Regions from separate parts of the Homo sapiens genome. Here region 2 is linked to region 1. The links are chromatin loops, found by intact Hi-C in ENCODE. Cell type or tissue: tibial artery. All regions are shown on one strand. Each heading gives the region's core, and the rest is flanking DNA. Links, peaks and the distances in the headings are about the cores only. Region 1 overlaps ZEB2 (zinc finger E-box binding homeobox 2). Region 2 has its middle 25 kb from the start of QTMAN.

Region 1 (5,384 bases), core at 296-5,295:
AAAAAAAATAGTTATGTTTAAAAAGCTTGACAAAGAAATTAATCAAAATGAGCTTCATGGACCTTGTAAAATATGGTCCAGGCACATGTAATGCATATGTAATAGGCATGCGTACCGATGTGTCCATATGGACAAATAGAAAACCCAAGAGTTAAAAGTTTCTGCAAAAAGACAACAACTTCTTTCCAAATTAAATAGAAGGCTTATTTGAATATAAACTTTCTCGCAATACAGCAAAATAACAAAGATTGGACAAAGGTTTCCAGGTGTCACTGTTGAAACTGCAATGGGAGGTAAGAGTATTGCTAGCTTCCCAAATGAACCACAGAAGGGGAAGTTGCATCATTCAAGATGCTTATCCTTTAGGATTTCCAAGTTTTAAAATGTAAATATTCATCTATGGAAAAACCAAAATTTCCAAGTTTTCCTAGTACACCTTCAAATCATTTCTACACCTAAGAAAAATAAATACTAATTTTTCTTAATGAGGCCTAATAACACCTTTAACTTACCAATTTAAGAGACGCTAAGTCAATACAATGTGCAGGTCCCTTCTGGATATTTATTTTCCTAAGCACAAATTCATTTATACCGAAAAAACAGTGGATGAAATACTAGAAAAATCTTTTCTGCACTGGACCTCTCTTTTCCAGATTTACCTAAGAGAATCTTACCAGGAATGGAGATAGACTTTTACTTCCTAAGTAGATTTAAATTTAACACCAATTTATTCACTCTAGTATTTCTATATGGGAACTAACAGCTTCTATAGGACCTCTACAAAGTGCCAGAAATATGATCTCATGTGTAGTAATAAATTTAAATGTGTTTTCTTTTACATATTCTATCCCTCCGTATTTTCCCAATCTCTTCCTTTTTTATGACTCCCCCACTCTCAGTTTCTAAAATCACTTGTCCACTCCGGAGACCCAGGGGCACTGCCTAGAGAAGGAGCTAACTTTAAAAAAAATAAACCAGGCTGGTCACAGTGGCTCATGCCTGTAATCCCAGCGCTTTGGGAGGCCAAGGCAGGCGGATCACCTGAGGTCAGGAGTTTGAGACCAGCCTGGCCAACACATGGTGAAACCCCATCTCTACTAAGAATACAAAAATTAACCAGGCGTGGTGGTGGGCGCCTGTAATCCCAGCTACTCGGGAAGCTGAGGCAGGAGAATTGCTTGAACCCGGGAGGCGGAGGTTGCAGTGAACCAAGGTCATGCCACTGCACTCCAGCCTGGGTGACTGAGTGAGACTCCAGCTCAAAAACAAAACAAAACAAAAAAAGCACCATACTCAGAGCTGCTATAAGTAACATGCAGTTGTAAGCCACACACTTCTTTGCATGATTCTTATTTTAAAGATTGGAAAGTAGAATTCGTATTTGTTTGTTGTACTAATTCCAGTGGTATACCTGGAATTAATAAATGGTACTAAGACACTAAGGCGTTACTTTCTTGCATTATTCTAAATCAGAGTGTTGATTAGAGAGAATAATCCAAAGGTAAAATAGTCAGATAATTTATTTTTATGTAAGTTTAAAAAGAGAAAGAGATTGATTTTTTTGAAGAGTTATAATTACATTCAGTATGTACCTTTTGTGCATTGAAATAATTTTAGATTTTCTGAAAAGGAAATATTGATGTAATTCAGCTCTCAAAACACTTGATGCCATGCCTTTCTTCCTAGTGTTTATGTAAAAGCAAGTGGTCAATTGTCGCTGCATCAGAGCTATGACAAGTTCTTCTATATTAGGTGGGCATCACTCAAACACTTTTCCATAGTAGATCCAGTGGTATACCTGGAATTAATACAATTTATTAAGTACTAAGCTATGTTGTATTTATTGTATTAATTCCAGTGGTAATACAATTCCAGTGGTAATACAATGTATTAATTCCAGGTATACCTACCACTGGAATTAATACAATAAATACAACATAGCTTACTACTCAAGTCTATTACACGCCATCTAAAATAGCTAATCAGAAAGGCTGTATGTCTGAAACACCCAAAAGTCACTCATCCTCTTTCTTAAAGCATTAAAAGTTTTGGCAACTTTTCTGAATCCGAGTTGTGTGAGTCCTATACTGTACTAAGCTGGACATCTTAAGGGCTGCAGGTTTTAATATTTACACTGCCCCGACTCAGTTGGTAACCGCTAGCAAATCATCTCACCCCAGTTTTTGTCCTTTTCCTGAAGAAAGCTGAATTTGGTTTCATGATCACTGTTTGCTGAAGAAGACAGTCCCAACAATGGTCCAAAGCAAGGCCAGCTTTTAAAACAGCCACCAATTCTGAGTCAAGGCATCTACCTTCATTCTAATCAAGAAGGGAAGATACAAAGTTTCAAGACCAGTCTTCACCTTGCACTGAATCTGACGGGGTCTTACTCAGCCACTTTCCACTACCTTTCAACCTAAAAGCCAAGAAAAGCAAGGATTTGGATTTTAAAGCTGTACTTGTTATAGGTGTTCATGGGTTTTGTTAGCATTGTTGTTTTTTAGGGATGAGGGGTGTTACTGGAGTGGAAGGGGGAGCTGTGTTGCTTTTAGTTTGTCATTTAGGATGTTAAAGTTAGTATGGGTTTCAGTTTGCATTTTAAAAATTAGAATGGTAATGAGCAAGGTGCCAGAAGGAAATAACAAAGCACATTTTCCTGAATAGCTCCCCCTGTCTTCTGTGTTCAGATTCTACTCTGACTTCCCAACCCGGCTTCCTCTCCCGCCTGCTCCCTTCTGAGGTGCAGTGTAGAAGTTCATTCTCAGGTTTCTCTCAGTTTGCAGGACGAGATGCTGCCGGCCAGGCCAAGGGCAGTTATGCCAGCTCAGTGTAGTGCAGCTTCCTTGCCCCAGCGTGCGCAGGCTGAAAGCTCAGCCAGTTTCTCTTTCTGAGGCTGCTTCACGTCTTCTCAGGGATTTCCAAGGCACGGACGTTCATTTGCCTAAAACTCTCTTAAACTGCCTGACAAAAAAAATAAGTACCTAAGTACGACATAAGTGGTACACCCACGCAGGATAATTAGGATTGATGTGCTCTTTTAGAGGCACCAGATCCTCAACCTCCCCTTACTAGTGGCATTTCTCACCTGCTCATGTGGTGCCCACCTGTGGCTTGCTGGCATTGCCACTGCCTGCGAGTGGGGAGATTTCCAAGTTCAAAATGAAGGCCTGATTTTACATGGTGGAACGCTGTAGGACTGTGTGGAGCTCTGTGAAGGAATTAAGGATGGCATGAAGTCCTAGTTTATGTCACTGCTCCCTTGTTTATGTTCTTTCCTTGACTATTCCCACGCCCCCTCTCCAGATTTTGCATGGCTTTTATAGCCTCTAGTAATTATATCAGCAGCATGGAGTCTATTTTTATCTCTTCTGAATGTGTGCAACGTAAATGTCAAAAACCATAAAGGCCCTTTTTAGCATGTACCTTGCATGCACAGTTTGAAAAGTGTGATGCAGCGTTCAGAGAGATGTTGCATTTTGAGGTGAGACAGATGAAAAGTGGAAAACTCAATTTCACCACTTAGCTGCGTGAACTTTCAGTAAGTCCTTTATCATCTTGAACGTTTAGCATTTTCTTCTGTAAAATGGAGTCCGGCTGCCTACCTCATAGGGTGGCAGCATGGAACCTAGTTTAGTGTCTGGGATGCCCCCTTTCCACAGCAGGTGCCCCCAAACTCCTAAATTATATATTTCATGCTTAAATGTCATGACCTTTCAATGCCCTGCATTGCCCTTTATCCAACTTAGAAACGGAGTAAAAATAAAATCTTACCACTGTAAGTCACAATAGGATTGTCACAAAATTAGCATGTGAAAGAATGATACGGAACTCACTGTCACCAAAAAACTGTCCCTAGACTTGGCTAATAATTATAATAATACCTAGCATTTATTACTAAGCACTTTCTGGGAGCTGGTCTCTAGGTGCTTTACATGTAACCTTCACAACCATCCACTGACCCAGTGGATAGATATTCTTGTCCTCCACTTAATAAAGGAGGACATGGAGGCAGGTTAGATAACTTAACAAAAGTCACAAGTTAGGAAGTTAGTCAGCTGGATTCAAATTGAAGCATCCTGATCCCAGAACCTACAGAAATATAAAATGTCTATCAGGCAGGAGCATTCACATGGCTGAGCTGCCCCAGCTTCTAGGCAAGGTTGTTTCCTCTCTTTGCACTTCCTATTTGAAGTTGGGCCCTGAAAGCGGCTAGATGGGCCCGTCAGAAGGGCATGCGAAGCTGCAGTCCCTTACTCAGCTACGAGTTAGGGACCATCATGCTTCAAAGGGGAAATGGCCTCAGCATGTTTAGGTAGTCCAGTACCATGGTACAGTTTTTATGGCTCATTAATTTATCTTTAATTGAAGATAAGTTGGGAGAATTTAGAGTTGTGAGAAAATGTGTTGTTTTCTAGTCAAAAATTCTCCTGTAGTTGTGATGAATGGACAAGATGGGAGTAACTGGGGGATGTGGTAAGGGATAATAATAAATAATAAAGAGCATATTTGTAGGCCCTCAACAAAATCTAGTGATGGAAGGAAGAACATATATAGGCATGTTAGACATATGAGAAATATCATAATACATTTTATGGGTAAGCTAAGAAGAACCAGTTATGCAAATTTTCTCTACTTTTTTATGAACTACTTATTGATTACCCCAGTCATTTTTCCATTGCTACCACTGCATAAAGCAGAGGAAGCCAGTGCAGTCAGAACCCTCTTATTTATACAGTAAAGGCTATTACCGACCAAGTACTTAGCAGCCAGAGAAATCTTGCGTGTAAAACAGAACTGGGATCTGAAGAACTTAGAATATGTCATTTAAAGAAATATGATCACTGGTATGTACTAAAGTGCTCCAACTTTTTAAAAACTTTAAAATCAGTTGACTGAAATTTACAGTTATTAAACTTAATTCTTTTTTTTTTTTTTTTTTGAAACAGTGTCTCACTCTGTCACCCAGGCTGGAGTGCCGTGGCGCGATCTCAGCTCACTGCAACCTCCATCTCTTGGGTTCAAGCAATTCTCCCACCTCAGCCTCCCCAGTAGTTGGGACTACAGGTGCAGGCCACCATGCCCGGCTAATTTTTGTAATTTTTGGTAGAGATGGGGTTTCACCATGTTGGCCAGGCTGGTCTCGAACTCCTGACCTCAGGTAATCCGCCTGCCTCAGCCTCCCAAAGTGCTGGGATTACAGGTGTGAGCCACCGCGTCCAGCCAATTGTTAGTCTTTGGTACGGTGCCCATGAGTCATCAAACTCATATGTGGAAGTTTTTGAAAGAAGAAAAAAAAATGAGAGTAGATTGATTAATGACTATTAAAAATAGCCTGGGATCTACGAATACCCATAGTAAAGAGCACCAGGCACTGGATAGATAAT
Region 2 (5,384 bases), core at 180-5,179, 92 kb after region 1:
TTCATGCAAGCAAAGTGACATTTCGCCCATGAAAAAGATTTTGTCAAGATCAGGTTTGTTCTTCCCTACATGTTTTCTCCATTTCACTCTTTTTGGAAGTGGACCAATAAATGTAATTCCTACAGTTGGCAATGTATCCCCACTTATCCTCATCAAAATTCAAGTCCTGGTGTAGGCCAAAATTCAATCCTGGTATAAAAGGAGGGAGCTGTTAACACCCCAGACTGACTCTGAGGATAATCCCACAGCTACTTTACCCAGAGGAAATGAACATTTATTGACCACTTACATTTATTGAGCCAGGCTCATACTTGCTAATGCATCAGTATATCATTTGTTCATTCATTAATTCAATCAATAAACACTGTTTGCCAAGCACCAGGAATACCAAGAAGAATGGGTCACGGTCTGTACCTGCAAGAAGCATGGTCTAGTTCTCTAATCCATATCATTCAATCTGACAATAACTGAAAGAGAAGAAACTGGAACTCAGTAAGTTTAAACAACTTGTCCCATGACAGAGGCAGCATTTATGCTGAAGTCTATGAGACTCCAAACTCTATTCTTGCTCCACTGTCTCCTTCTTGTTGCCGAATAAAACATTCTTACACTATTTAGAGTGTGATGGTGGGAACTGAAATGTCAGTAAAATACTCAATATTCAAATGCCATGATGGATAGTCTAAAATGCTTTTTTTTTTCTTTCTGTTTGTCTATTGCTTAAACAAAAGATGCCTACTGAGGGTTCTTTGCCTTCATCACAAACTAGGAAAAGAGACAAAACTATATTTTTTGCTGAGTAATGTCGTAGTCATTTGTTGTTGCTGGTTTTCACTGGAGTCCTAACTGAGCAAGCCGTAACACTGACACACAGATTCAGTCAGGGCTGATTGTCTTCAACACTGTGCTAGCTGATGTCCTTGAATGTAACGCAGCTCACATCTTCACAGTACATCTCTCCCCCTGAGGATTCTTAGTACTAACTCCTATTATCTATGCATAAATGCTGATGCTAGATCAGGACAAGCATTTAGTTATACTGCAGGGGCACTTTGAATGAATGACCTGGGGCTTGGCTGAAGACCAAGTCCATTGGAAACTCCCCTCTAAGCTGTGCATTTTTAGGCTGTGGTCATCGTTGGGATTTCCCCCCAAAAACTTCTCTGTCATGGCAGAAATGTAACAGCCCCCATTTTAGAATAGTATACAAGCCTGGATCTCAAAGTAAGTATGAAATGATTTGCTTTACATCTTGATGGTTCTATTCTTCTTAAATCCTTCCTCATTCTTAAATGTTTTTCTATTTGCATATTCTTAAATCTTTTCTTATTTGCATATTGAAGTCTTCTTGTAAAAGTGTCTGCTTTTCCCCAAAAATGATACACTCAACATTTCCTGACAGTCTATGTCCCATAGAATTCTAGGTACTTTTGGTTTATTATAACCAAGACTAAAGAGAAAGTTTCCAAATAGCATCTGACAGGCTTCTAAAGTCATAAGAGTTACAGACTAAATGTTTAGTCAAATACAATGATACAATTCATGTTTCTAGCAAGCTGTCTCTTGGTTAAAAAGCTGGACTAAATTTATATATAGAGAGAGAGCCACAAAAAAGCCATACTCAGAAACAACGGATCATGCATATTTAAGTTGTTGGTAGAAGCACTAGATGACTGGATTCTATCTGTTGCTCGGTATAATAAAATTTTAGGCCTTGGAAATGGTTCCAGGAATGGCAGACTGTTACGAAAAAGAAAAAGATCCTCACTGGTAGAAGTGTATCAAACTATCTAAATTATTCAAATTGTTTTATTTTTCCAAATAGACCTACTACCTCTAAGTATACTAGAAGACCAGAAGTATATTCAGAAATTACTGGTCAAAAACTATCTGTGACCCAGATACTGTTTGGATTTGCATGAGATGTTTCCAAAGCAGTCCGGGAAAGCCCACAAATTCAAAGCAGCCTCTTTATCCTCACCCCATTTCTGCTGAGTCCAAGAACCTTATTTCATTTCCTGCATGGTAGGCATTTTTTAGGGACTAGGTAAGCCATGACATCTGCACTGCTTTCTGAGTCATTGTCGTGAAATGATACATGCTTGGGTGTAGTGCGGCTACTTGGTTCCCAGAGAAAACAAACAAACAGAAGTCAGCTAGGAACTTGAGTCTTGCTAAAAACAAAGACAACATACAATTCCAAATTTTTAATTTATTTTTTAAAAACAGAGCCTTTGGCTTTCAAGTTTCCAAATGATATTTTCTAACCCTGGGAAAATATTTTAAATGAGATCTTTAGCTCTGCATGCCTCATTTCAGACCATTCCAATTTGTCAAAGGGGACTGGTCAGGCATCTTCTAAGCAGGTCTGTCTTTGGAAGATTAAGGCGTAAACCTCTGATTATGATAGACCAGGGGGGCACATATTCATGTAAAATTCCCTTCATTAGGATAGCTTGAAAAATAATTTCATCATTTTGTTATCTAGAAAAGGGTAAATATTTCATCTATTAACTGTCATACATAATTGTGAGCTAAGTCCTAAAGAGTTATAAAGATGAATAAGATATAGTCCCTGTCCTCACAAAAGTTAAGAGTATGGTGGCTGGGGGCAGGCGCTCACGCCTGTAATCCCAGCACTTTGGGAGGCCGAGGCAGGCGGATCACCTGAGGTCAGAAGTTCGAGACCAGCCTGGCTAACATGGTGAAACCCCATCTCCACTAAAAACACAAAAAAATCAGCTGGGCGTGGTGGCACGTGCCTGTAGTCTCAGCTACTCAGGAGGCTGAGGCAGGAGAATCACTTGAACCCGGGAGGCGGAGCTTGCAGTGAGCGGAGATCACGCCGTTGCACTGCAGCCTAGGTAACAAGAGCAAAACTCCATCTCAAAAAAAAAATAGTAAGGCGTATGAAGATGAGGATGAGGCATGAATACAGAAGTCCGTAACATTAGTAAATTATGAAATTGTAAATATAGTACATAGAGATTTCAGAGGTAGACAAAGAAAATAACGTAAGTTAAGTCTCCTATTAGAGGAGAGTAGAACGTATGTAAGGATCTTTTTCAGATTTCTTAAATCTTTGAAGGAAGAAATAGGAGCTAGAAGTATTACTGGGAAATTACTGAACAACAAGAACAAAAATTCAAGTAAATAACTAGTCCTTCATACCAACATCTCCTGTGAGGAACAAAATTTAGTAGAAAACTTTTATCAAGTGCTTATATTATGCTAGGCATTCATATCCTAGTACCATTTGCTTTATTTTTAAGATGAACTGATGAGAGATCAAGTGACTTACCCAAAGTAACACACGTAAAAAATGGTAGAGTCAGGATTAGAAGCAAAGCCCAGCTAGCTTTAACCATGCAGTCTTGCATAAGCAAAGGTTGAGGAGGAGAGGAAAACACGAGGCATGCAAAACGATTTAAGAATTAATAGCAATCTTAGGCTAGGTTATTCTGTGGTAACAAAAAGCCCTCAAGTCTTAGTGATTTATGAAAACAAAGGTCATTCCTTGTTCACATTGCATGTTGGCTGCAGGTCTGCTGGGGCTGTCTGGAGTTCTCTTCACTCTGGAGTCCAGGGTGAAGGAACTACTCCATCTTGGACACTGCTATGGCATGACAAAAGGGAAAGCCCCTTAAAGCTTCTGCTGGGAAGTGGAAAGTTATCACTTTTGCCCTCATTTTGTTAGCCAAAGTTAGTCACATGGGCAAGCCTGATGTCCATGGGGGAGGGCGTTTAGTTCCCCTTAGGGAGGAGTAACAAACATTCTGAACAAGAATGCAATCTGTCACCATCTGCCCTCTTGGTCACATAATACTACTCCCTACTTTTGCACAATTTATTCACTCTTTCCTCAAAAGAGATAATCCCAAATTCCTATTTACTCATGGGACTAAGCTTATAGTTCAGGATCTTGTGATAGTCTCTGGATTAGGTCTGGATAGTGGTTCATTTTGATCCAAATAACTGTAAATTAAATAACAAGCTATTAACCCCCTTCACAACCAATGTGCAATGACAGAATAGGAGCAAGATAACCTCACTAAACACTTCCACATGGGAAAGGATGAAGAGGAGACACACCACAATCTATGGGTCAGTGAAATCCTAAGACTCCACTCGTAAGCCACAGTGGGGGACCCCTGACCTGGGATGGGCCTCCAATTCAGGTCACTGCAGATCTGGAGGAAACCTGCACAATGGAATAAGGTCACACGCTTTGAACTGGAAACCAAAGAAAAGATTTGATTTTACCTGGACTAGACTTTTAAATAAACGAACATGAGTCTTAATCTGGACTACAGAAAGTAACTACAAGCTCTGTGATCTGCTGAAGATGTATTAAGGAACAGAGAGAGGAAATTCAACAGCACATGATTGAAAACAGTGATGGGGAGCTGCAAAATCATTACTTGTTTCTACCTTGCTGAGTTCAGGCTTTTTGTTAAAGCAGAATTGGTAGATAGAGGAGAACCAAAAAAATCAAAGATGACCACATTTTCTATCCTTGATGGCTGGAAAAACAATGATACTCTACATAGACATTGGGAAATATAGAAGAAAATATATTTCAGAAAGGAGATTTGGCATGAGGGCAGGAGTTCTAGACCAGCCTGGGTGACACAGACCCCGTCTCTATAAAAAATAAAAATAAAAATACAACAATTAGCTGAGCATGGTGGCATGTGCCTATAGTCCCAGCTACTCAGGAGGCTGAGGTGGGAGGATCACCTGAGCCTGGGGAGGTCGAGGCTGCAGTGATCCATGATTGTGCCACCACACTCCAGCCTGAGCAACAGAGTGAGACCTCATCTGAAAAACAAACAAACAAAGTGGAGTTTCAGGAAGTTAATTCCTCTTTTGTTCCTGATGGTGCAAATCCACACTCTCTCTGTCCTGATGCTGCATTTATTTATTGCTCCTAATGATGCCTGTCCAAGGTCTTTGGCTGGAGAACCCAAACGTCAGAGTTTGCAAGCAGTCCTTTCCTGGTTGCACAACATACAACCTTTATCACCGAGGAACATCCTTGGACAGGCAGTTCTCAAGGGCAGAGGGAGATTGGGGTAAAGTTGATGGCCTCAAGATCCCAAGCCACACATGGGCATATGTCTGACTGAACCATGCGTCATAGATGAGCATTCTAAAACCACTATTGTAAGAACATACTCACCATCATGGAATAGCTCATTTTCACTTTCTCCTTCTCCAAAGGTAAGTTAAAACTCAGGAAGCAATCATCTATTCTATACCATAACCATATAATTATTTTTCCAAAAAATATTTTTTATGTTAGCATGTTTATTCTTAATTTTAAACAAATGTTTTCCAAATTTCTCTGCTTTAATTTCAAATACAATTAACAATAGCTATAA

Evidence for each region. A loop is a pair of places that touch in the nucleus more often than their neighbours do. Peaks named below come from ENCODE experiments on the same cell type or tissue, not always from the same donor. Only the 100,000 strongest peaks of a DNase experiment are listed, where the experiment ranks them.
Region 2: it touches region 1 in a loop (2.0-fold over the local background); 2 of 110 quality-filtered maps call a loop at or near these places.

What each region holds. Positions count from the first base shown.
Region 1 is chr2:144,446,571-144,451,954 of GRCh38, reverse strand. All of the region lies in intron 2 of ZEB2 (zinc finger E-box binding homeobox 2), which reads left to right. Among named protein-coding and RNA genes, the nearest start is that of ZEB2-AS1, 70 kb to the left of the region's middle. In tibial artery, for the core only: a CTCF peak has its summit at 2,657; a DNase peak (open chromatin) is centred at 2,808; H3K4me3 peaks cover 1,229 bases; H3K27ac peaks cover 3,966 bases.
Region 2 is chr2:144,354,820-144,360,203 of GRCh38, reverse strand. No RefSeq gene overlaps it. Among named protein-coding and RNA genes, the nearest start is that of QTMAN, 25 kb to the right of the region's middle. RefSeq lists an enhancer at 2,719-3,232. In tibial artery, for the core only: no CTCF peak of the experiment used is centred there; a DNase peak (open chromatin) is centred at 2,059; H3K27ac peaks cover 1,920 bases.